Regions from separate parts of the Homo sapiens genome. Here regions 2, 3, 4, 5, 6 and 7 are each linked to region 1. A link is a contact called in ENCODE Hi-C or POLR2A ChIA-PET data. All regions are on one chromosome and are shown on one strand. The core of a region is the stretch at or near the end of the contact, and the rest is flanking DNA. Distances in the headings are between cores, read along the strand shown.

Evidence for each region. A loop is a pair of places that touch in the nucleus more often than their neighbours do. ChIA-PET counts read pairs that join two places held with the same protein, here RNA polymerase II (POLR2A). Pooled maps may share reads with other maps.
Region 2: a loop to region 1 is called in a map of CD4-positive, alpha-beta T cell, with 4 times the contacts of the local background. The contact joins the promoter of AHCY here to the promoter of SCAND1 in region 1. A Hi-C loop is called at or near these places in 2 of 168 maps with a recorded cell type or tissue (CD4-positive, alpha-beta T cell and naive thymus-derived CD4-positive, alpha-beta T cell), 1 of 37 single-sample maps with no recorded cell type and 11 of 50 pooled maps. POLR2A ChIA-PET finds 5 or more read pairs at or near these places in 3 of 52 experiments (CD4-positive, alpha-beta T cell, CD4-positive, alpha-beta memory T cell and CD8-positive, alpha-beta T cell).
Region 3: a loop to region 1 is called in a map of CD8-positive, alpha-beta T cell, with 15 times the contacts of the local background. The contact joins the promoter of PIGU here to the promoter of SCAND1 in region 1. A Hi-C loop is called at or near these places in 2 of 168 maps with a recorded cell type or tissue (CD8-positive, alpha-beta T cell and naive thymus-derived CD4-positive, alpha-beta T cell) and 6 of 50 pooled maps. POLR2A ChIA-PET finds 5 or more read pairs at or near these places in 2 of 52 experiments (CD4-positive, alpha-beta T cell and CD8-positive, alpha-beta memory T cell).
Region 4: a pooled map shows a loop between it and region 1 (9-fold over the local background). The contact joins the promoter of MANBAL here to the promoter of SCAND1 in region 1. A Hi-C loop is called at or near these places in 1 of 37 single-sample maps with no recorded cell type and 5 of 50 pooled maps. POLR2A ChIA-PET finds 5 or more read pairs at or near these places in 1 of 52 experiments (activated B cell).
Region 5: a map of naive thymus-derived CD4-positive, alpha-beta T cell shows a loop between it and region 1 (16-fold over the local background). The contact joins the promoter of RPN2 here to the promoter of SCAND1 in region 1. A Hi-C loop is called at or near these places in 1 of 168 maps with a recorded cell type or tissue (naive thymus-derived CD4-positive, alpha-beta T cell), 2 of 37 single-sample maps with no recorded cell type and 9 of 50 pooled maps. POLR2A ChIA-PET finds 5 or more read pairs at or near these places in 2 of 52 experiments (CD4-positive, alpha-beta T cell and activated CD4-positive, alpha-beta memory T cell).
Region 6: a map of CD8-positive, alpha-beta T cell shows a loop between it and region 1 (10-fold over the local background). The contact joins the promoter of DYNLRB1 here to the promoter of SCAND1 in region 1. A Hi-C loop is called at or near these places in 1 of 168 maps with a recorded cell type or tissue (CD8-positive, alpha-beta T cell) and 6 of 50 pooled maps. POLR2A ChIA-PET finds 5 or more read pairs at or near these places in 5 of 52 experiments (CD4-positive, alpha-beta T cell, CD4-positive, alpha-beta memory T cell, GM10248 and 2 more).
Region 7: a loop to region 1 is called in a map of CD4-positive, alpha-beta T cell, with 9 times the contacts of the local background. The contact joins the promoter of ITCH here to the promoter of SCAND1 in region 1. A Hi-C loop is called at or near these places in 3 of 168 maps with a recorded cell type or tissue (CD4-positive, alpha-beta T cell, CD8-positive, alpha-beta T cell and ascending aorta) and 7 of 50 pooled maps. POLR2A ChIA-PET finds 5 or more read pairs at or near these places in 2 of 52 experiments (CD4-positive, alpha-beta T cell and CD8-positive, alpha-beta memory T cell).

Annotation. Positions count from the first base shown.
Region 1 is chr20:35,953,150-35,956,711 of GRCh38, reverse strand. It overlaps SCAND1 (SCAN domain containing 1), which reads left to right and starts at 2,210. Exons shown (of 2, transcript NM_033630.3): 1 at 2,210-2,264; 2 at 2,373-3,088. The coding sequence starts at 2,428. The coding sequence ends at 2,967. It also overlaps a transcript of CNBD2 not described here. RefSeq lists enhancers at 1,643-1,852, 1,953-2,152, 2,233-2,492, 2,613-2,692.
Region 2 is chr20:34,301,650-34,304,964 of GRCh38, reverse strand. AHCY (adenosylhomocysteinase) reads left to right here and starts at 1,610. Exons shown (of 10, transcript NM_000687.4): 1 at 1,610-1,722. The coding sequence starts at 1,695. RefSeq lists enhancers at 1,246-1,365, 1,386-1,435 and a silencer at 2,006-2,235.
Region 3 is chr20:34,675,320-34,678,769 of GRCh38, reverse strand. PIGU (phosphatidylinositol glycan anchor biosynthesis class U) reads left to right here and starts at 1,678. Exons shown (of 12, transcript NM_080476.5): 1 at 1,678-1,814. The coding sequence starts at 1,685. RefSeq lists enhancers at 438-1,323, 1,324-2,210 and silencers at 1,609-1,718, 1,959-2,058.
Region 4 is chr20:37,288,333-37,291,504 of GRCh38, reverse strand. MANBAL (mannosidase beta like) reads right to left here and starts at 1,850. Exons shown (of 3, transcript NM_001003897.2): 1 at 1,819-1,850. RefSeq lists enhancers at 976-1,880, 1,953-2,062.
Region 5 is chr20:37,177,891-37,181,088 of GRCh38, reverse strand. It overlaps RPN2 (ribophorin II), which reads right to left and starts at 1,759. Exons shown (of 17, transcript NM_002951.5): 1 at 1,720-1,759. The coding sequence starts at 1,732. It overlaps MROH8 (maestro heat like repeat family member 8), which reads left to right and starts at 1,541. Exons shown (of 25, transcript NM_152503.8): 1 at 1,541-1,700; 2 at 1,702-1,866. The coding sequence starts at 1,609. RefSeq lists a silencer at 1,484-1,533 and enhancers at 1,084-1,641, 1,654-1,703, 2,054-2,133, 1,642-2,201.
Region 6 is chr20:34,514,700-34,518,083 of GRCh38, reverse strand. DYNLRB1 (dynein light chain roadblock-type 1) reads right to left here and starts at 1,662. Exons shown (of 4, transcript NM_014183.4): 1 at 1,623-1,662. The coding sequence starts at 1,625. RefSeq lists enhancers at 1,131-1,310, 977-1,842, 2,231-2,470, 2,581-2,640 and a silencer at 1,661-1,770.
Region 7 is chr20:34,361,175-34,364,766 of GRCh38, reverse strand. ITCH (itchy E3 ubiquitin protein ligase) reads right to left here and starts at 1,494. Exons shown (of 25, transcript NM_031483.7): 1 at 1,418-1,494. RefSeq lists a silencer at 960-1,189.

The sequences.
Region 1 (3,562 bases), core at 961-3,460:
TGTTACCACACAGGGAATAGCACTGTTGGTCACTCTGGGCAGCAAACCCAACTACTGAGGGGCCAGACAGAAGTCAAGGTTTGAAGCCAGTAGGCATAACAAACACTAAGACCCTGCTTTCTCACCTCTAAAAAGAAAAGAGAGAAAAATATCAACTCTAAATAAAGCAACAACCTGAGAGCAACAGTAAATGCAAACAACATTCTATTTCAGAGAACCATAGGGAATGGTTGAGATTGAGACCAAATGGGACAGAGTATCTTGTCTAAAGGAAGTCGTCTCTACTCAGTGTCAGCTGATTGTTGACCAGCAGGAATTTGGGTCCAGTGTGGCCAGCTCTTCCGTTTTTTCAAGAAAAATTAGAAATCCAGATTTGCATGTGAAATCTCCCAATTTTTACATGTCAGCAACTAAAAAACATTAAAGGCCCACTGCAACGACTTTCAAGGTTTTCAGGCTATGGAAATGATTTCATGAGGGTCCACTTCTACCCATCCAAAGGAAACATCCTATGGTAGGGGTAAGTTTTATATCAGGGCTAATGGCATGTTAATGGTTGTTAAACCTGCTCCTCCATCCTGCACGGGCTCAAAAGGACTGCAAGGTCATAGAAAACCTTTCATATGAGGCCCCTGTCCTTTGAGGGCCTCAGTTTCCCCTTCTGTAAAATGAGGATATAAAACCTATTTGTGGCCCGGCACGGTGGCTCACGCCTGTAATGCCAGCACTTTGGGAGGCTGAGGAGAGTGGATCACCTGAGGTCAAGAGTTCGAGACCAGTCTGGCCAACACGGTGAAACTCCATCTGTACCAAAAATATAAAATATTAGCCGGGTGTGGTGGTGGGCGCCTGTAATCCCAGCTACTCGGGAGGCGGAGGGAGGAGAATCGCTTGAACCCGGTAGGCGGAGGACTCAGTCTCAAAACAAAAACAAAAACAAAAACAAAACTATTTGTGAGTCAGCTACCAAACAGAAAACCACCTGGCCGAGGGCTGTCAGGGCCACGTGCTTTTACCTACATCATCTCACTGAATTCTCAATTACCTCTGAGAGGTAAGTTCTATTACATCCACATTTTACTGATAAGAAAACAGTAGCTCAGAGATAGCAAGCAGTTTACCTAATAAAAACAAGAGCAAACTTCTTAAAAGCCCTTTCTCTCCAACGGCTTAATTTATTTAATCCTCCTAACAACTCTGAGCTGGGTATCGTCAAAGGGGATTCCACCAAGGTAGCCTCACTCCAACACTCTAACCCAAGGCTGCTCAACAGAAATATAATGTAAACTGCACATGCAATTTAAATGTTTTTAGAAGCTGCATTTAAAAAGTAAAAACACAGGTGAAATTAATAACATTTTTATTTGACCCAATATATGCAAAACATTATATTCCAACATGTAATCAGTATTAAAAAGTATTGAGATAATTTTTACATCAGTTTTTTCGTACTAAGTCCCGTATTTTACAATATAGCACATCTCAATTCGCTATATTTCGAGGGTTATCAACTAGCTACGTTGCAAGAGCTGAGTCAACTCAGGAGGCCAGCGGCCACCATAAGGGGCAATGCATTTAGAGTTCACTTATTAAATGCTGACGTTAACAGAACCCACAGAGCCGCATTTCCCTTGGTTTCGGAGGACACGCGAAAAATAACAACAGCAAAGGGTTCTCGAGCATCTCCTTCGCGCCAGACGGTGTGTTGTACTTTGTCATCGTCGCAGTAAGGCCGGTGCTATCGCCCTCCTAGTTTGACCAAGCGAGAGGACTTTCTCCAGATGGGCCCCTCCCGAGAGAATGGTCGCCGTCCCGCTCTCCTGTTCGGGTCACCACCGGCCGGGCGCCACTCGAACGAGCCCCGGCCAGCCGTCACCCTAATCATTCCCGAAGGAGGGGCCATCAGAGCTACAGCTCATCAGGGTCAATCAGAAGGGGCGCCCGCACGCAAAGGTCACCTGCAAACCGAAGCGGCGCACGGATAAGGTCCGGGACTTGAAGTCTATCTCCAAACATTCAGGCTCCTCCTCCGACTCCTCCTCGAACTGGCGCTCAGAGGCGCCACCATTCGGAAGGAGCCCAGGCCACGCGCAGCTCGCCCTCCCGCACCGCGAGGGCAGCAGCCGCCTCATGCGACTCGAGAACGCTAGAGGGCGCCGCTTCCGGGAGCCCGCAAGCGGCTTCCGGGTGCTCGCGCGCCGACCTGGACGCAGAGAAGCCAGAGACTTTCGCTTCCGGCTGCCGCAGGCGCTTCGCTGGTGCAGGTAAGCTCCGCACACTCTCGGCCGGTCCCGAGTCCGACTCCCTCAAGGGTGACGCGAGCTCTGCCCTTTAACCGGAAACGTCTCCCTGCTCACCCCACCCCCGCGCAGACGCAGTGCTGAGCACACAGCTACCGGACAAAGAGTGACGCCCGGAGCTGGAGTTATGGCGGCTACGGAGCCGATCTTGGCGGCCACTGGGAGTCCCGCGGCGGTGCCACCGGAGAAACTGGAAGGAGCCGGTTCGAGCTCAGCCCCTGAGCGTAACTGTGTGGGCTCCTCGCTGCCAGAGGCCTCACCGCCTGCCCCTGAGCCTTCCAGTCCCAACGCCGCGGTCCCTGAAGCCATCCCTACGCCCCGAGCTGCGGCCTCCGCGGCCCTGGAGCTGCCTCTCGGGCCCGCACCCGTGAGCGTAGCGCCTCAGGCCGAAGCTGAAGCGCGCTCCACACCAGGCCCCGCCGGCTCTAGACTCGGTCCCGAGACGTTCCGCCAGCGTTTCCGGCAGTTCCGCTACCAGGATGCGGCGGGTCCCCGGGAGGCTTTCCGGCAGCTGCGGGAGCTGTCCCGCCAGTGGCTGCGGCCTGACATCCGCACCAAGGAGCAGATCGTGGAGATGCTGGTGCAAGAGCAGCTGCTCGCCATCCTGCCCGAGGCGGCTCGGGCCCGGCGGATCCGCCGCCGCACGGATGTGCGCATCACTGGCTGAGCGGTGGAGCTGCGGGCGGCCAGGGCCGGGCGCTCTGTGCGGACTGGGGCCATGATCGGGCCCGGGGGCCTGAGCCTGGGACCCCACCCCGTGTTAATGAAAAATGAGTTTTGGCAGCGCCTGTGGTCTGGTGTGTCTCTTTCATTCGTTCTTATTGGGTTTATTTTACCAAGCCTGTTTCCTACCGCCTTTCTGGCTGGTGGCGAAACGAAGTTGGGAGTCCGTAACAATAAGGCCTTCGTTGGCTATAGTGGGATCTTTAGATGTTGACTGAACCTAGGTTATCCCTCTACCACACATGGGAAGTTTTTCACCTGGGCTCCCAAGGACCCACTTGGGTTTCTTACACGCAAAATAGCTGGCTCTATTAAATGCTCACTTAACTGGCTACCTCTATACCAATATGGGCACCAACTTGCACCTGCCCTTTGGGTACAGGCTTCCCAAAATGTCCAAGTTACTGGGCCATTTTAATGTGAAGTGTTTACTGCACACCTTCACAGAGATAGGCTAGTTCTTGTGAGCTCTGGCTTATGCCGCCAGGCTTGCTCAACTTCCTTGCCAAATTTTAGGCCTGTGGTAGGAATAAAGCAGA
Region 2 (3,315 bases), core at 361-2,860, 1.7 Mb after region 1:
AGTAATCCCAGCACTTTGGGAGGCAGAGGCTGGCGGATCACCTGAGGTCGGGAGTTCGAGATTAGCCTGACCAATATGGAGAAACCCCGTCTCTACTAAAAATACAAAATTAGCCAGGCGTGGTGGCTCATGCCTGTAATCCCAGCTACTCGGGAGGCTGAGGCAAGAGAATCGCTTGAATCCGGGAGGCAGAGGTTGGTGTGAGCCAAGATCATGCCATTGCACTCCAGCCTGGGCAACAAGCGCCAAACTCTATCTCAAAAAAAGAAAAAACAAAATTAGCCAGGTGTGGTGGTGCGTGCCTGTAATCCAAGCCACTCGGGAGGCTGAGGCAGGAGAATTGCTTGAACCCGGGAGGTGGAGGTTGCAGCGAGCCTAGATGGTGCCACTGCACTCCAGTGTGGGCGACAGAGTGAGACTCCATAAAAAAAAAAAAAAATTCAGGGGAAAAAAAGCAATTAAAAAAACATAACTATAAAAATAATACAAATTACAAAACAACCATTTGCATAGCATTTACATTATATTAGTTATAAGTAATCTAGAGATGATTAAAGTGTACGGAGGAATGTGCATAGGTTATATGCCAATACTGCCTCATTTTATATGAGGGACTTGAACATAGAAGGGTTTTGGAGTCCACAGAGGTCCTGAAACCAATTTCCCCTTCCCATGCCTGGGATGACTGAATTATACAGCAGCAAAAATGAATATACTCAAGCTATATGCATGAGTCTCATAAATATAATGCTCACAGAAAAAAGCAAGTTGCAGAAGGGTAAATACGGTTGATATATAAAGGTGCTAAACACAGAACTATTTAATGATATACGGATGCAGTAAAAGTATAAGAAATGTATGCAAACTTACTTAAATTCAGGGTGTTGGTTACTTGGAGTAAGGCGAATGTTTGGGATGTCAGTAGGTACCTGACAAATGGCAACTTAACTTTGTTTTGGTTTTTTTGAGATAGGGTCTTGCCCTTTCGCCCAGGCTCAAGTGCTGTGGTGGGATGATAGCTCACTGCAGCCTCGATCTCCAGGCTCAAAAGATCCTCCCTCCCGCCTCCGCGTCCCAAGTAGCTGGGACCACAAGCGCGCGCCACCACGCCCGGCTAATTTTTAATTTTTTTTTGTAGAGTTCAGGTCTCACTGTGTTGCCCAGGATGGTCTTGAACTCCTGGGCTCAAGCGATCCTCCCGCCTTGGCCTCCCAAAGTGCTGGGATTACAGGTGTGAGCCACCGCGCCTGGCCTGCAACTTTACTTATAATAATCTGTGTGGCAGATGTCATTTGGCCCATTTTACAGATGAGGAAATTGAGGCACAGGGAAGTGAACTGGCGGAATTTCAGTTCCGCTGGGTTTTGACACTGAATCAACTGGCTGAACCAGCGAGAGGACGGCCCGGCTGGCTCTCAGGCCTCTCCCGGCGCTCCCTTCCGGACCGGTGAGTGAGACTCCTGGGGCCACGCCTTGTGAAATTCTGAGGCTTCTTTTCAGGGATCGAAATCCCCTCCGGCTCCGCCCTGCGCGTTGGGCCCCGCCCCAGCGGGTCATGAATATGCAAGTGCGAGGAAGATATTTAAAGGCGTCGGCGCCACGCGCATATCCCTGCTCGGCGCTGCCCGCCCAGTTCCTGTTCCCAGACTGAGGCCCAGCCCCCTTCGCCCGTTTCCATCACGAGTGCCGCCAGCATGTCTGACAAACTGCCCTACAAAGTCGGTGAGTCCCAGGACCTGCAGCCGGTTGCGGCCGCCCGGCACCCGCCCGGGGCTTGTTCGTGGCGGGGGCTGCAGGGCCGACTCGGGGCTCTCTGGACCCCCTGGAATCGCAGCCTCGGCGCGTTTCTGGCCGCGCGAAGCCAGCTGGAAGTTGGAGTTCTCGCGCGGCCATGAGCGGGCCGTTCCGGGTGGCCGTGGACTACAAGTCCCAGCATGCCCCGCGACGCCGGGGCCGCCGCGCGGTCTGCGAGCCGCAAACTGGCGGCGTGCTCCGCGGGAGAGCACACCTGGCCACGGCCTGGGACGGCTGGCACCTGCCGGACCCTGCTCGGGGGGCCTGCGCCCGGCCTCCTAGGCCTGGACCGGACCCTGTCCAGCTGGGCGGCCCCGACGAGCGTCCACCCCTCTCTGGGCCTCCTACAGGGACGGCGAGGGCACCCCGGAGGGTGTATGAGGAGAGGCCTGGAAAGCGAGCCCCAGGCCGGCTCCGATCCTCCTCTCCCCTGGGACTTTGGGCCAGTTACCCAACCTGTGGGGTCCCCCACCCCTCCAGCAGGGGCAGCCTTGCAGAAATCTCGAAGAAAATTTGGAGTGGTTTGAAAAATCCTGCTGTCCCACCGATTGAAGTGTAATACAGGGATAGTTAACGTTTACTTAGTGTTTCCTGTGGGATCGGCACTGCCTTCTAGCTTTATTCTAGTCTCATGGCTCTATAGGGAAACTGTTCTCATTTTATGATGAGAATCCTGAGGCAGAGGTAACTTGCCCTCAGTCTTACAGCTGGTGGTGATGGAGCAAGATTGGAACGCAGGCCATCTAGATCTCTGAGCGCACCCTTTCACCACTGTGTGCAAGCGAATACACGCGGAACAATCCTAGTGAATTTTCAGCAAAAACCAGTTCAGTTTGGCTGGTAGCTTTTCAAGTAACTTTGACACTATTGGACCGGGTGTGGTGGCTCACCCCTGTAGTCCCAGCACTTTGAGAGGCCGAGGTGGGCGAATCACTTGAGGTCAAGAGTTCGAGACCAGCCTGGCCAACGTGGTGAAACGCTATCTCTACCAAAAATACAAAAACTAGCTGGGCGTGGTGGCGGGCGCCTTCATTCCCAGCTACTCGGGAGGCTGAGGCAGGAGGACTGTTTGAGCCGGGGAGACGGAGGTTGCAGTGAGCCGAGATTGCACCACCACGCTCCAACCTGGGCAACAGAGCAAGACCCTGTCTCAAAAAAAAAAAACAAACAAAAAAAGACACTATTAAGTCTGGAGAATGCCATCCACATTTATGGAAACACTTGCTGTATATCTGGTGATTTACGTGTGTTTACACAATAATCTTCATAGAGGTGGACGTAATCCCGTTATATAGAGCATGAAACTGAGGCCCTTGGGAGGTGACTTGCAAAGATTCTGTTGAAGTAGTTCATCAAGTTGCTACCAGAGTAGACTGTCTCCATTGTGTGGATGCTGAAACTGAACCCAGAAAGGTTATGTGAAGGTCACATCAATAGTAGAGCTGGAATGGGGGCTTGTCATACTGTGGAGAGATTAGTGGGTCAGGATTGGGGCCATTGGGTTGTGTGGGTGGAGATAAA
Region 3 (3,450 bases), core at 429-2,928, 1.3 Mb after region 1:
ACACTCGCATTGGGAGGGATTTTCAATCTATCAACCTGAGGAAACTGAACACCACCATTTGGGAAGAGAAAGAGATAGTATTTGCTGTACTGATACAGCGGTGGTAAATAATCTCAAAAGCACATATAAAAAAAAGTGTAGTAAAATAATTAGAAAGTGACGTGTTGAATATGTATTCCGTTGTTTTCAATATAAGTTATTTAACTGTAGGTTTATATGTCTTAATTTTCAAAAATGCCTGTGTTTAAAAGCGACTGGCAAAATTTCTAAGCCTTCCGGCCAGGCACGATGACACAAGCCTGTAATCCCAGCACTTTGGGAGGCCGAGGCAGGCAGGTGGATCGCCTGAAGTCTGGAGTTCGAGACCAGCCTGACCAACATAGAGAAACCCTGTCTCTACTAAAATTACAAAAAATTAGCCGGGCGTGATGGCGCATGCATGTAATCCCAGCTACTCGGGAGGCTGAGGCAGGAGAATCGCTTGAACCTGGGAGTCGGAGGTTGCAGTGAGCTGAGATCGCGCCATTGCACTCCAACCCGGGCAATAAGAGCGAAACTCCGTTTCCAAAACAAAAAAAAAATTTCTAAGCCTTCCTCAACTGTCCCTAGTTAGCCTATAATCAGCACATTTTTCAGCACACAAGGGTTAAGCGACTTGTTGAACTAGCTAATAAATCAGTCTACTACTCCAAAACGCATCTGTAGAACCTAACATAGTGCCTGGAAAATAGTTGGCGTTTAACAAACAACTGCCAGAATAAATTTTTTAAAAAATACACATTTAACACTCTTTAAAAACATAAAAGGTACCAGCCTGGGCAACATGGCGAAACCCCGTCTCTACTAAAAGTACAAAAACTTAGCCGGGTGTGGTGGCGCGCACCTGTGGTCCCAGCTACTCTGGAGCCCGGGAGGTCCAGGCTGCAGTGAGCTGAGATTGCGCCACTGCACTCCAGCCTGGGCGACGGCACTGAGACCCTGTCTCAAAAACAAAAAACATAAACATTTTGGGCAGGGTGCGGTGGCTCACGCCTGTAATCCCAGCATTTTGGGAAGCCGAGGCGGGCGGATCACCTGAGGTCAGGAGTTCGAGACCAACCTGGCCAACATGGTGAAACCCCATCTCTACTAAAAATACAAAAAAAAAAAAAAAAAAAAAATAGCCGCGCGTGGTGGTGGGCGCCTGTCATCCCAGCTACCCAGGAGGCGGAAGTTGCAGTGAGCCAAGATCGCGCCACTGCACTCCAGCCGGACGACAGAGCGAGACTCCGTCTCAAAAAAAATAAAAATAAAAATAAAAATAAACATTTTGGCATTGAAAACATACACGCAAGAGTGAATTTAACATCTGTTTAAAAGTCTCTCACAATCCCAGGAAGGCGACTACTTCCGCTTCTACTTTCAGCAGCGTTTCAGCCCCGCTATAGCGGCGCGGCTTCACAAAACACCTGCGATCGTAGAAGGTTTCGCCCCACCTTCTGCATACGCAGCTTGAGGCGCCCGCTTTCCGTCGCTCCGGCCCGCCTCGCCGCAAGGCTTTCTGGGAGCCGTAGTCCCCACGTCTGGCCTCTCCGGCGCCAGCGGCAGCGCGCGCCCACCCGCGGAACTACAGAGCGTGGCGCACAGCGCGCGAGGCTCCTCCGCCTCGCCTTCCCTCCCCGCCCGCGCGCCCGCCCCAGTTATCATGGCGGCTCCCTTGGTCCTGGTGCTGGTGGTGGCTGTGACAGTGCGGGCGGCCTTGTTCCGCTCCAGTCTGGCCGAGTTCATTTCCGAGCGGGTGGAGGTGGTGTCCCCACTGAGCTCTTGGAAGAGAGGTGAGGCCACTGGCTCGAGCAGACTGTCAGGCCCCACCTGCCCTCCCGCGGCCTCTGTGAATGGGAGGCGGGGGCAGTGACCGCCAGCGCGCGGTTCCTAGAGAACTAACTGACTGTCTCGTGGGGTTCTTGGAGAGGGCGGGGCCTGAGGGCGGGGCTGGTGAGGGGAGGGGGCGTGGGGACCGGGGCGTGGGGACAGTGTCGTGAGGTTTGGGCCCTGGGGGCCGGACCACCTAGTGGTGGGGATCTGAGGGGGCGTGTCCCATTCAGTGTCCTGAGCCGAGGAGTGTGGTCTGTGGGAAGGGTTGGAATAAGAGGAGGAGGTGCTTGTGGAGCGCGGCTTGCAGAGGAGTTTGGGATTTGGGGCGGGATCGCCAGGGGTGCTCCCTGGGATAAAAGGTTATGTGTGAGGGGGTCCGGGATGAGGGGACCAATTTTGCTTAAGCGAGGAGAGTGTGCGTGTGCTTTAGACGTCTCTTCTCAGTCTGGGACTTGCAGGGCAATTTTTGTTACTGTTCCTTACTAAGTTCTTCACCGAACATTGTTTTATACTAACGCCTACAGCGAGAAAGCGAAGTTGGCCTGAAGTAGCTGCACAGGCTAGTGAGGGAGACAAATCGTTATAATAATTCATGAAAAGTATACTTTATGTGTCCACCCAGTTCCTTCCTTAGTATTCTGACCCTGAATAAACTATCCCCTACCTTTCCAGTTTTCCAGAATGTGGGATTTGAGCTGACTCTTGAAGGATGTAGGGTTTTGAAAGGGAGATTAGAGAAAAGGAGAGTTCCAGGTAGCAGAAAGTAAATAGGATGAAGAAACGTTCAAGGATGTGAAATGTCCAAAGCAGGGGAGTAATGGGGTGGAAGCTAGGTTTAGGCCAGAGTTTGATGATTAAAAAAAAACAAACAACTTTTTTTTTTTTTTTTTTACTGAAGTACAGTATACATACAATGCATATTAAGTAAGTGTAGAGTTCAATGAATTTTTAAAAACTGTATTCACTCATGTAGCCAGCACCTAGTTCAAGAAACAGTATCAGCACCCCAGAAGTCCCCTTTGTGTCCTTTAAATGCTAAAGTTTTTTTGTTTTTGTTTTTGTTTTTTGTTTAGAGACAGGGTCTTTCTATGTTGCCCAGGCTGGTCTGGAACTCCTGGACTCAAGCAGTCTCACTTGGCCTCCCAAAGTGCTGGGATTTCAGGCGTGAGCCATGGCACCTGGCCAAGGCTAACGTTTTGATGTTATCCCATAGAATGTTGGTATGGGGAACGGCATAATGAATGGGTGTTTTATGAATAGAGTTAAGGTTTCTAAAAATGGTAACATATACCTTTTCTCATTTAGTCCTCACATTTATTTCTATGTGATAGATGGTGTTATTTTCCCCCTTTTACAGATGAGGGAACTGAAATTTAGAGAAGTTAATTTGCCCAGGTTTCCTAGTTGGGGAATGGTAATAAAGATAGTAATAATTCATGTCTGAGATTGTAAGAGCTTGGATTTGTTACCTCTGCGTATTATTTTTCTGTTGAAATGAATCGAAGCCATTTGGTTCCTGTTTTCTTCTGGATAACTGAAAACCTGAGGCAGTATTAGGCCCTTCTTCCTCTACACCCTACTAAGAGCATTTCTTAT
Region 4 (3,172 bases), core at 601-3,100, 1.3 Mb before region 1:
ACTATCTTCAAAACCCTCAAGTTCATCTAAAACAAGGGAAGTCTGAGAAACGATCACAGAGATGATGAGCCTAAAGAGATATGATGACTAAATGTAATAGGGTGCCCTGGATAATACCAGGACAGAAAAAGGACATTAGGGAAAAACTAAGGAAATGTGAATAAAGTACAGATTAGAGTTAATAATAATGTATCAATATTGGTTCAGTAATTGTGACATTTCAGATATTAGTAATAGGGGAAACGTGGGCTATATGGGCACTCACTGAAGTATCTTTGCGATAACTTTGTAAATCTAAAATTATTCTAAAACAAAAAGGTTATTGGGGAAAAAAAGAATGGGTCAACATTTCAAAACAAATAAATAAAAAACCACTGAGACAAGTATAGCTCTCAAGACTTAGCAAATACTAAATCTTCTCTTAAGACTGAAAAACTCAGATTTCACGACTGCCACAGGCCTTCATCTCCCAATGTTGTGTACTGTGCTGGTAGGCCATTCTTGGCTTCTAATGAAGTAACTTTAAATTCTATTGTGAAAATTCAGCTGAAAACAGACTGGGGAATAGAAACCAGTGTCAGAAGTTACTGTTTTAGGCCAGGCACAGTGGCTCTTGCCAGTAATCCCAAACACTTTGGGAGGTCCAGGAGGAAGGATATCTTGCCTCCAGGAGTTCAAGACCAGGCAGGAAAACATAGTGAGACTCCATCTCTATTTCAACTTTTTTTTAATTAAAAAGAAAAAAAAGCCGGGTGTGGTGGCTCCCGCCTATAATCCCAACACTCTGGGAGGCCGAGGCGGGTGGATCACCTGAGGTCGGGAGTTTGAGACCAGCCTGGCCAACATGGTGAAACCCTGTCTTTACTAAAGATACAAAAATTAGCCGGGCGTGGTGGCACACGTCTGTAATCCCAGCTATTCGGAAAGCTGAGGCAGGAGAATCGCTTGAACCCAAGAAGCGGAGGTTGCAGTGAGCCAAGATCCCGCCACTGCCCTTCAGCGTGGACGAGAGAGAGACTCCGTCTCTAAATAAATAAATAGAATGGCTTTAAAAAAAAAAAAAGGAAAGAAAAAGAAGTTACCGCTTTATGGCAATGGGTTGTACAGCCTGGCCCGTCCCATTAAAACAAATTCCTAAGAACCACGCAAAACTAGATTAGAATGCAAAGCTAAGCCACCTCTCTGGGCAAAGTCACACTGGTAGCCGGTGGGCTGAAACTGGTGTGCAGATGCCCTGCAAAATATAATTATTAATCTAAATGTGTTGTCACCATTTTAAAAATGTTTCTCATATTCATTTCTCGCTTCTCTTAGAATTCGTACAACAAACATGGACTGTGCACCTACTAAGGGCTTTACATTCACCACCTCGGTTTACCCCGCAGTACAAGCGTGTATGTCCATTTTAGAAGACGAAACTGAGGGCCAGAGAGGAACCGTGACTTGCCCACGGTAAGAGAGCCATACGGATTCGAACCCTGGCCAGATTCACTCTGGAGCTCAGGGTTCTCCTACTGCTCCACCCGTGGGAGGAAAGGCCCGGACCAGGCCATGAGGAGCCCTGGGTTCTGGCCCAGCCTCCGCACGAAAGCGCAGGGCTGCCCCAGGCGAGGCCCTCCGCCTCCCGGGGGGCTCAAATTCCCCTCCGGAAGTAACTTTCGAACAACCGCCGAGGGAACGTATTCAGGCCCTGAGCGGAGCGACAGCCGGGCCCACCAAGCGGCGCCGCTGGAGACAGGCCGGCCGGGAAAGCCAGGCCACCGCACCGAGGACGGCTCTCTCTCGGTTCCCACCCCACCGCAAAGCTGCGGCACTCACCTCCCGCGCCGCCGCGCCGCTCCCCCGGAAGTAGTTCCCTGCGACCCTGAGTCCCGGAAGTGACGCGCACTGAGCAACCAACCGGCTCTGTTCCGCCCGCGTTGCCAGGTTTCTGGGTGAGGCACCGCTGGGTTTTGTCGACTTTTGTCCCTGTTCTGTGGGTTCGAGCTGGACAAAGAGGTTTGGGGAAATGAAATCTAGAGCTTGTCAATTCTTTAAGCTCCTATATCACTCAGCTCGTTTCAGCAACATTTTTGTTTAATTAAAAAGAAAACAAAAGAAATTACTTCTCGGGGCTGGGCACGGTGGCTCACGCCTGTAATCCCAGCACTTTGGGAGGCCGAGGCGGACGGATCACTTGAGGTCAGGAGTTCGAGACCAGCCTGGTCAACATGGTGAAACCCCGTCTCTACCAAAAATACAAAAATTAGCCGGGCGTGGTGGCGGGCGCCTGTAATCCCAGCTGCTTGGGAGGCTGAGGCAAGAGAATCTCTTGAATCCCGGGAGGCAGAAGTTGCAGTGAGCCGAGATCGCGCCACTGCACTCCAGCCTGGGCGACAGAATGAGACTCTTCCTCAAAAAAAAAAAAAAAAAAAAAAAAAAGTTACTTATTCATCGCAATGGGCTGTATAGCTTGGCCCGTCTCATTGTAACAAATTCGTAAGAACTGCGCGAAACTAGATTAGAATTTTGTCCTATGCAAAGCTAAGCCATCTCCCAGAGCAGAGCACAGTCACAACTGGTAGCTGGTGAGCTAAAACGGGTGTGTAGCTGTCCTGCAAAATGTTCATCTGGATGTGTTGTCACTATTTCAAAAGTGTTTCTCACGTTCATTTCCTTAATTTTATGCCAGGTCCTGAGCTAGGAGCCTACAATGCAGAGAGGAGACAAACAGAAACACCTCTTGTAATTCAGACAGAAGCAAATCATTATAATTCATTCAAAAAGCATTCACTGAGCGCGTACTCTATGCTTTGTCCTTGTAACTGAGGACACAGTGCTAAAGCAGACACATACAGTCTCTGCCCTTGTGGTGCTTACAGTCCGTTGGAGGGAGACAGACTAATTAAATGAATGTGTAATCATATAACAGGATAAGTTTTTTGAAGGCAAAGAACAGTGTTCCATGATTAAGAAGGGGTGGGGGGCAAGTAGTAGGAGAAAAAGAAACCTAGATGAGAGTGTGATAACCAGCCTCCACCATAAACCCTGACGATTCTTGGCTCCTGATATCCATACCCCTCTGTAGTCACCTCCCACCAAGAATAAGACTGACCTGTATAACCCATAGGATATTGCGGAAATCTTGGAGCACGAGTTCCAAGATAAAGTCATAAAAGACATTGCAACTTCC
Region 5 (3,198 bases), core at 510-3,009, 1.2 Mb before region 1:
CCCAGCTAATTTTTGTCTTTTTAGTAGAGACGGGGTTTCACCATGTTGGCCAGGATGGTCTTGATCTCTTGACCTCGTGATCCGCCCGCCTCAGCCTCCCAAAGTGCTGGGATTACAGGCGTGAGCTACCGCACCCGGCTGGAGACCACTGGAAAGTTCTAAGCAGAGGAGTGATTTGACTTACACTCTAATGGTATTACTGTGTTGAGAATAAACAATACTGTGTGGAGAACAGACCATGCAGGTGCAAGGACAGAGCAGGGGACACCAGTTGGGAGACTACCGCCATAATCCAAGCCAGAAGATGATGGTGGCCCAAACCAGGGCAACAGCAGTGAACATGATGAGAAGTGATGAGAGTTAGTCTGGCTAGAATTCAAAGTCAAAGCCTATCAGAAACTGCTAATGGACAGAAAGACCTAAGAGAGAGCGGAGTCAAGATACTAATGCTGAATCCCCAATGCCTTGTGCACAGGCGGGTACCCAATATATGAAGATCTAGTGAATGGCTGCGACTAGCATTTTCCCACCTAGACCGTAAATTCCCCTAAAACAGCACCTGTGTCAGAATCCTAATCTTCTCACTCCATGTTAACGAGAGCAGTAACTTTTCTGACTAAAAGTTGAGCACTTAATATGTTAGGTATGCCCACGCTATGCTGTGCTTTGCACACACCAAATCATTAAATCCTCACAACATCTAAGCAAGGTGGCTATTTTCTGCATTTCACAGACCAGGAAAGTAAGGCTCAGAAGTAGTTACCTGCCCTAGGACACATCACTGAAAATCAAACTTCAGGCAATTTGAATCCAAAGTCTGCTTTTAACCACTTTACTATCCTGAACTTCTCAAATAATGAAACGGTGAGCCACTGACTCATTCATGTGTCACCCTGGGCAAGTAAGTTCCCTTCCGTGGGATTCCAACTTCTCATCTGTCAAATGGTAGTAACAAGAGTACATGCTTCCAAAGTTACGATGAGGCTACATGAAATTCCACCCTGCACAGCGTCTACTCAGTAACTTCCAATGCAGTTAACTTAGTTCTTACCTAGGGCCATGCACTGTTCTAAACTAAGCACGAAGATTATTTCACTTAATAAAGCAACTCAACGAGGCAGATAACGTGACTAATTTGACTAACTTATTTTACAGATGAGAAACTGAGGTGTAGAGGGGTTAAGTAACCTGCTTTGGGTTACACAATGAATACGTGGCCGACTGCAAGTTTGCACCTAGAGTGTCACTTGAGAACTTATGCTCCAGGCTCCCAGAGAGAAGTGAGGGTTTTCTTTGCCCCTTTCACTGAATGGGAAACTACAGCACAAAGAAGGACAATCTGCCCAAAACCTCACACGGAGTAAGGGGCAGCGCCGGGACCAGAACCTTAGGCCGCCTGGCCCAGAAGCCCGCGCGAGTGAAATGAATGAGGCCAGACCTAGGCTAAGCGCGTCCGCGGTCCCCACGGCTGAGCCTCGGGGCGACCCGTAGCTCCGCGCTGCACCCCTCCCCCAGGCACCAACCCCGCCAGGTCGCGGGCACTCCCACCAGCTCGCAGCCCTCCTTCGGACCCTCGATCCGAGAGCGCCCCAGCCAGAGCTTGTGCCCATGCCCCTGTCCCGCAGGGGAAGGGGATCCCGCCTGGCCGGCTCTCGAGCGGCGACTAGTAACCTCCCGCGGGCGACAGCCCTCTCCCCAAAGCCACGCGCAACTCCTCACCCGGCGGCGCCATTCCTCCGAGCAGGTCCCGCCGGAGTCCGAGCCGCGGGCTGACTTCCGCTCGGGAAAGTGGCTCCAAGAGCCCGCCACAGGGGACGCCAGGGACTCGCGGCAGGCTCTGCGGGCCAGGATGAGTTCTAAGCACAGGTCAGTGTCCGCGGCCCCGCTGAGCTTCGACGCTTCCAGCAGCCGCGGCCGGGATCCCAGTCCTCCCGCTCACAGGGCCTTGCAGTTCCCGAGGACAGACCCGCCTCTCCCCCGCGCCCAGGCCCACTTGGAACCGACCGTCTCGCAACGCTCCTATTCCGGGAGCTACCGGGACGCGGTTGGGCCAGGCCTCGGGGTGGGCCCGAGACGGGGCCGCTTCTGATTGGCCTGTCTGCTGTCACTCACTCGTCTTTCTGCTGCCCGGCCCATTTTAAAGGAACAGGAAGGGTCTCGTCGGGAGGGGATAGCTTAGAAGGGATTTTTTTTTCCTCTTTAGAAAATTGTGGCAGTTTCTGGCCGGGCGCAGTGGCTCACGCCTGTAATCCCAGAACTTTGGGAGGCCGAGGCGGGCGGATTACCTGAGGTGAGGAGTTCGAGATCAGCCTGGGCAACACGGTGAAACCCCGTCTCTACTAAAAATACAAAATTAGCCGGGCGTGGTCACACATGCCTGTAATCCCAGCTACTCGGGAGCCTGAGGCAGGAGAATCGCTTGGACCTGGGAGGCGGAGGATGCGGTGAGCCAAGATCGCGCCATTGCACTCCAGCCTGGGCAACGAGTAAATCTCCGTCTCACCAAAAAAAAAAGAAAAAGAAAATTATGTCAGTTTTTTCCAAAGATTATCAGTGGGGTTGTTAATAACTGACCTACGAGTGACGTTTTATCTGATTTGCAGAGCAATGCAGTGACTCATAGAGAACATATTAGGCCAGTTTTACAGGCTCAACATGGAGGTGGCTCATCCAGGAACACCGCTCTAATAACTAGCGCCAACTACTGAATGTTTACAGTATAACCCGACACTGTGCCGAACGCTCTACAAGCATTATTTCTTTTCTTTCCTTTTTTATTGATACGGGATCTTGCTCTGTCGCCCAGGCTGGAGTGCAGTGGTGCGATCACAGCTTACTGCAGCCTCGACATCCTGGGCTCAAGCAATCTTCCCTCCCGCCTCAGCCTCCGGAGTAGCTGGGACTGCTGCCTTGCGACACCACGCCCAGCTAATCTTTAAAATTATTTTTGGTAGATACCGCGTCTCGCTTTGTTGCCCAGGCTGGTCTGGAACTCGGGCTCAAAGGATCCTTCGGCCTTAGCCTCCCAAAGTGCTGAGATTACAGGCTAATCCCATTTTAAAGAGAAGGAAACAGATTTGAACCTAGGCAGCTGACTCCAGAATCTGTGCTTTTAACTACAGTTTTATGAACATATAAAGTATGCACAATATAACTCTTATTAACGTTATTATTGTCCCAAATGTTATCCCGCATGGG
Region 6 (3,384 bases), core at 413-2,912, 1.4 Mb after region 1:
TACCACTACTGGGTATTTATTCAAAGGAACGGAAATTAGTACATCAAAGGCATCCCTACATCCTCATGTTCATATTGCAGCACTATTCATAATAGCTAAATTATGGAATTAGCGTCCATCAATAGGTAAATGGATAAAGAAAATGTGGGCCAGGCGTGGTGGCTCACGCCTGTAATCCCAGCACTTTGGGAGGCTGAGGCGAGCAGATCACGAGGTCAGGAGATCGAGACCACCGTGTTGAGGCGGACTAACACGGTGAAACCCCGTCTCTACTAAAAATACAAAAAATTAGCTGGGCGTGGTGGTGGGCGCCTGTAGTCCCAGCTACTCGGGAGGCTGAGGCGGGAGAATCACTTGAACCTGGGAGGCGGAGGTGGCAGTGAACTAAGATGGTGCCACTGCACTCCAGCCTGAGCGACAGAGACACACTCCATCTCAAAAAAAAAAAAAAAAAAAGAAATAATGAATGTTTAAGGTGATGGATATTCTATAATAAATATAGCCTGATTTGATCATTACACATCATATGCATGTATCAAAATATTACATGTATATCTACAACATAAATGTGTACAACTATTATATATCAATTTTTTTTACAGCTTAAGAAGTGATGTGAAAAATGAAGTTATACATATTTGAAGCATTATTACATGTTTGTAATGATGTGGAGATATTGTGGTGTAATAATGAAAAACACAGAACCCACAATTGCACATTCAATAGGGGCTAAACTGTATAAACCAAAAACAAGCAAAAAAGACTAGAAGTCATATGACTACTGTAAGTGGTTGCCTCTAGGTGATGACACGGTTTCTTTTTTCAATTTTTTTATTACAAGCTCTAGATTTCTAAATAAGATTTTTGAAAAAGTAATATATTCACATGGCTTAAAATTTGAAACTTTTTCAAATTTTGCCCAAGCTGTGAGGATTACAAACACAAAACCTGTAACGGCGTTGAGAACCCACAGCTGCAGCAAGCAAGGTAGAAAGCAAGCTTTGGGATCCCCAAGAGCAGACCCCGCCCGTTCCTGACTCTGGCACCCAGTCCCAGCGGCTAGAAAGAACCACGCCGACAGAGTGGCGGCCGTCAAGCTTCTAGGGTTCAAATCCATCTCCACTATTTCCTGGGGCAAAGCACTTGGCTTCTCGGGGCGCTGAATAACAGATATGTATAACAAAATGGGACTAAAGATTGTATCTACCTCACAGAGCTGGGAGGAGGCGGAGGAAATACAAGATACATAAAGTGCTTGGCAGAGCCTGCCACAAACTGAGCTCCCGGGAAACGTTGCCAGGGTTGCCATCGCGCACCAAGGCCCCAAAACTCTAGGCTGCAGGGCCGCCGCCCACCCCTCGCCCATCATCTCTTCCTGGCCGAGGCTGGGCTCCCGCTTCCGGTCAAGGGGCAGCGGGATCCGGCGGCCCCGCCTCGGTCAGGCTTTAGAGGCCTCCGCCGCCGGGTTCCACCCTCAAGTCGGCTGGGGCCCGGGCCCGGCCACGCCCAGCCACCACCGATTCCCTGTCCGGAGCTCTGAGATCCCCTCATCCTCGGAAGACTGAAGGCCTGGCGTGGGGTGGTGGGCGGCCGCCAGCCACAAGACCCCGGCGCACGCTCACCATTTCCGACCGATCCGGTAGCCCCGCGTAGCGAACACTTAGCGAGTCCTGTGCCTTTCTGCGCCTGCGCAAAGGTTTCTGTCAAAACGGACAGCTCTAGCTGCCTATCAGGAGCCAGCGTGAGGCGGGGGCGGGCGAGCCGATCTTGGCTCCGCCAGGATTCTTGGAAAATCTGCTTTCCACTGTGGCAAAGCGAAAAGCTAAGGAGCAGTGCGCTAAGCTGTGGAAAATTCCCAACTCCAGCCGTGCAGAAAAGATGCTGGTTCTGGCTGGACGCGGTGGCTTACGCCTGTAATTCCAGCACTTTGGGAGGCCGAGTCGGAAGGATTGCTTGAGCCCAAGAGTTCGAGACCAGCCTGGGCAACATGGAGAGACCCCTTCTCTACTAAAAAATAAACAAAATTAGCCGGGCGTGGTGGCGCGCTCGTGTAGTTCCAGTTACTCCAGAGGCTGAGGTAGGAGGATCGCCTGACCAGGAGTTCGAGGCTGCAGTGAGCCGAGATTGCGCCACTGCACCCCAGCCTGGGCGACAGAGCAAGAGACCCTGACTAAAACAAAACAAAACAAAAACCATGCTGGTTCTCGGTATCGGAAGAGGCTTTCAGTGCTGGTTCTCGGTATCGGAAGAGGCTTTCAGCTCTCAATGGAGGTCTAAGCTGGTTCTGGAGTCCCTGAGTGGAGCGTGGTGGGAGGGTATGAAGGCAAGTGGGACGGTTGCTGAGACCCGCTTTGCGCCCAGACTGAGCCAGAGAGAGGCCCAGGGCCAAAATGCGCTTCGGGATCGGGCAGGCCTGGGGTGGGGCTGGAGTCAGGTACCTCGAGTCTCCGGGTAAGATGCCGTGCAAGCTCGGAGATGAATTGGTTAGGGCTGGCCTGGGAGTCTTTAGAATCCGAGCTCAGCCCCGCCTCGCGTTACCTAGCAGAAGGCACTTCACATCTGTGTGTTCTGTCTTGTTCTCACCTCTGAAAGGGGGACTCTTCCCAGAGCCCTATGTTGTCCTGTTCCGGCAGGCCGCAAACGTTTCTGGGTCCTCTAGGAGTAAATAACTTCTGTTAAAACATGCTGCCGTTTAGTGAACCCTGTGCCACATTACTGTGCTGAACACGCACATAACGTTATCTCCGGTAGCTTCAGGGAAGTATCGGTAACCTCGATACTTTATAAATGCTGTTTCTCCCAGGCACTGTAGCTTGCTGGATTCAACGATGATCTAACTCCAAAGTTTCATTCCACAGTAGCTGCTCTTCAGTGAGGAAGGATTTGGTTCTCCTTCCAGGAGTGTCTGCATGTTAAGAGGATTGACTTTACTGCGAAGAAACCTAGCAGACACCACCGTAACCAGATCAAAGTTAGTATTACTGGCAAGGGGAGATATTGATGCCGTGTGCCCCGATAAAAATGCGTTAAGGGCACATCACCTCCGAGTCATTTTCCACAAAAACTCCCAGCCTTAAACCATGAGAAAATTTCACTAAATCCAGTGTGAGGGATGTTCTACAAGATACCTGTACCCCGCCCCCGCCCCCCAAAATCTCAAAGTCATGAAAGCAAGGAATGAATGCGGAACTGTCACAGATTAGAGGAGTAAGGAGAAAGAAAAATAACATGGGTGGGAAAATTGGTGAAATCTGAGTAAGGGCTGTAGTTTAGTGTTATTTTTACCAGTGTTAATTTATTAGTTTTGGTAATTCTAGCATGGTTATATGGGATCATAACATTGGAGAAAGCTGGGTGAAGACTGTGCAGGAACTCTTAACCATT
Region 7 (3,592 bases), core at 245-2,744, 1.6 Mb after region 1:
GGCGCGCGCCACCACGCCCAGGATTTTTTTTTTTTTTTTTTTGTATTTTTAGTAGAGACGGGGTTTCACCATGTTGGTCAGGATGGTCTCGAACTCCTGACCTCATGATCTGCCCGCCTCGGCCTCCCAAAGTGCTAGGATTACAGGCGTGAGCCACACACAGCACCCGGCCCATTTCTTAATTTTAAAAATAAATCGTAGCTTAAATAAACCTGTAAATACACATAGCAAGCTCTCAGCAGATCTGCCATGAGAACTTCACCTCAACTGATAAACCATTCCTTAGCCGATTTTGAGAATGGAAATACACTGCCTTTACATACTTCCTGAAGATCGAATTCTATCAGGAAAAGATGCAGGAGAACCCACCTAAGTGGGTGGCTGGCTCCAGGGTCTTACTAATTTTCAAGGCAAAAATCCCACAATTCCCCATCCCCCACTCCAAACCAAGTATACTGTAGCTGTGGAAGAATGGCAGAAAATGTAATAAGATTAGGATACGAATACAACCAAGAAAACAAGGTTGCGTTGTTATTGGGGATAATGAATTCCTGGCCCTTTACAAGTTCACCTGGTTACATGTCCAACTAACTTTAGGCCCAGCGTCTACTTCGGGCGCACAAATTCTGCGATTCTCTTTTCTGTCGCGGACGGGAACTGTCTTGGAAAACTTGAGTTCTCCACTTAAAAGTCATGTCATCATGCTTCGACCCTTAGAATACGTTCAACGGCTACTTTTTTCTTTTCTCTGCTAAAGAAAAGGGCACTCTCCGGAGGAAGGGCAGTGACAGCTCCACGTCTGCAAAAGTCGGCGCCGCCACGACGGTGGCGGACGTCGGGGAGGGCGCCGGAGCCGGGACCACCACGCCGGGGGGACAATGGAAGGAGGAGGCGAGTGGGAGAGAGAAGGGGAGGCAGCCGCTGTGCTGGGCCCTTCTAGCGACTGGGGGCTCGGAAAAGTCTCGAGAAGGCCAGCTGGGTGGCGGGGGACCCGGCCGCCGCCCCTCACAGGGCCACGTCGCCCGCGCCGGCCCCGCCGCCGGGCCCCGCGCGTAGGCCGAACCGCTGGAGAGTGGCCCCAGGCGGGGCTGAGGGGCGAGGGGCCGGACGGTACCCACGCCCGTCGTGGCCCAGCCCTTTCACAACTTGGAGCCCGCGAGGCGAAGGCCTCCGGAAGCCTGTGCCAGACACTGATCCCTCCGAACGTCCAGACAGCCCACCCCCACCGCCCGGCCCGGGCCAGTAGCCCGAGCTCCCCGCGCCCCCGACAGACACCGGCTCTGGAAGAAGGAGCAGCCGCGGCTCTGGGGTCCCGAACCGCGCGTCCCACTCCTCTACCCTTGTTCTCCCCGAACATTCTCATCCGGACTCCCTCCCTCTCCCGAGAACTGCCCCGAGTTCGCCCACGGGGGTTTACCGGGACTCGGGGCGGCGGCGACTCCTCAGTCCCTAGACTAAGATGGCAGCCGGTCCCGAGCCCCGACCACAGCTACTAGAGCGAGTTAGCAGCTAAAGCGCAGGCGCCTGAGCGCGGAAGTGGTCTAGACTACAAGCCCCAGCAGGCCTTGCGCGCCAGCCGTCCGGCCCGCCCCTGGCTTGAAGAGCTGGCTGCGGTGGTAAATCAGTTAAATCCCAGTTTTCCTCAGCTCCAGGTGAGATGGGCGCGAGCGGCTCCCAGCACCTCCAGGCTTTTTTTTTTTTTTAACACCCCGCCCACCAGAGCCTATAAGGACTGTGATTCTCAAACTATGGTGTGCATCAGAATCACCTAGAGAGCTTATTAAAACTTACACTGCTGACCCCCACCCCCAGAGTTTCTGATCAGAAGATCTGGCATAGGAGGATAGGGTCTGATAATTTGCATGTCCAACAAGCTGTCTAGTGATACTGCTAGTGAGTGAAATCATAATTTGAGAACCAATGGGCTATATAGCTTAGTTTATAACTTAGTTGTTCTTTTTTCTTTTTCTTTTCCTTTTCTTTTTTTTTCTTCTTTTTGAGATAAGGTCTCACCCTTCACCCAGGCTGGAGTGCAGTGGTGCAGTCATAGCTCACTACAGCCTCACACTCCTGGGCTCAAGCGAGCCTCCCACCTGGGCTTCCTGAGTAGCTGGGACAGCAGTTGAGCACCACCACACCCGACTAATTTTGTTCTATTCTTTGTAGAGATGGGGATGGGGTGGAGTGCGGATGGGATGGGGCGGGAATAGGGCCACGGTGTCGCCATGTTGCCCAGGCTGGTCTCCAGCTCCTGGGCTCAAGCGATACTCCCTCCTCGGGCCTCCCAATCGCTGAGATTACAGATGTGAGCCACTGCACCTGGCCTGGCTTAGCCTTTAACAATGTACATTAAAGGGCGTGGTTAAAAAGAAAATAAAAGAAAAAAAATGTACACTTGAGAGTTACACTGACCGGATTCAAATCCTCCCTTTTCTACCTTTTAACTGGGTGCCCTTAGGGATGATGACAACAGCTTAGTGGAGCCAACGTGGCCTGTCCGGTATTCTAAGAGCTGATACCAAGCTCCCTTTATTCTCACAACAAACCTATTACAGAAATACCATTATTATCCCCATTTTACAAATATATAAACTAAGTCACATACTTGATAAGAACCCAGGCAGTCTGGCGTGAAAGTCCGTTGTCTTAACCTTCTTCATGGATTGCTTGTGAGAAATAATAGGCTATGCAGGCAGAGACTCAGAGGTATGACTAAGTGCTCAATACTTAGTGACCTTTGCTATTACTGTTTAGCCTGTTTCCTCCTAATGAAAATAGTATTTTGCCATCTGGAAAGTCACATTTTTCAAAGTGACTTTTTTTTTTTTTTTTTTTTTGAGACAGAGTCTTGCTCTGTCACCCAACCTGGAGTGCAGCGGTGCAATCATAGCTCACTGCAGCCAACCTCCTGGGCTCAAGTGATCCTCTCACCTCAGCTTCCTGAGTAGCTGGGACTCCAGGCTCAAGCCACCACACTATCCTAATTGTTTTTATTTTTGTAGAGACGTGGACTCCCTGTGTTGCCCAGGCTGTTCTCAGACTCCTAGGCTTGGCTAGGGTCAGTGGCTTACACCTGTAATCCCAGGAGTTAGGGAGGCCAAGGCAGGCAAATCACTTGAGGTCAGGAGTTTGAGACCAGTCTGGCCAACATGGTGAAACCCCGTCTCTTTTTTTTTTTTTTTTTTTTTTTGAGACAGAGTATTGCTCTGTCGCCCAGGCTGGAGTGCAGTGGCGCAATCTTGGCTCACTGCAACCTCCGCTCGCCTCCTGGGTTCAAGTGATTCTCCTGTCTCAGCCTCCTAAGTAGCTGGGACTACAAGCGCATGCCATCACGCCTGGCTAATTTTTGTATTTTTAGTAGAGTTGGGTGAGCCACCACGCCTAGCCTTGTGAAACCCCTTCCCTACTAAAAACACAAAAATTAGCCAGGTGTGGTGGCGGGTGCCTGTAATCCCAGCTACTTGGGAGGCTGAAGCACGATAATTGATTGAACCCAGGAGGGGGAGGTTGCAGTGACCCAAGATCACGCCATTGCACTCCAGCCTGGGCGACTCAGCGAGACTCTGTCTCAAAAAACAAACAACAAAAGAAA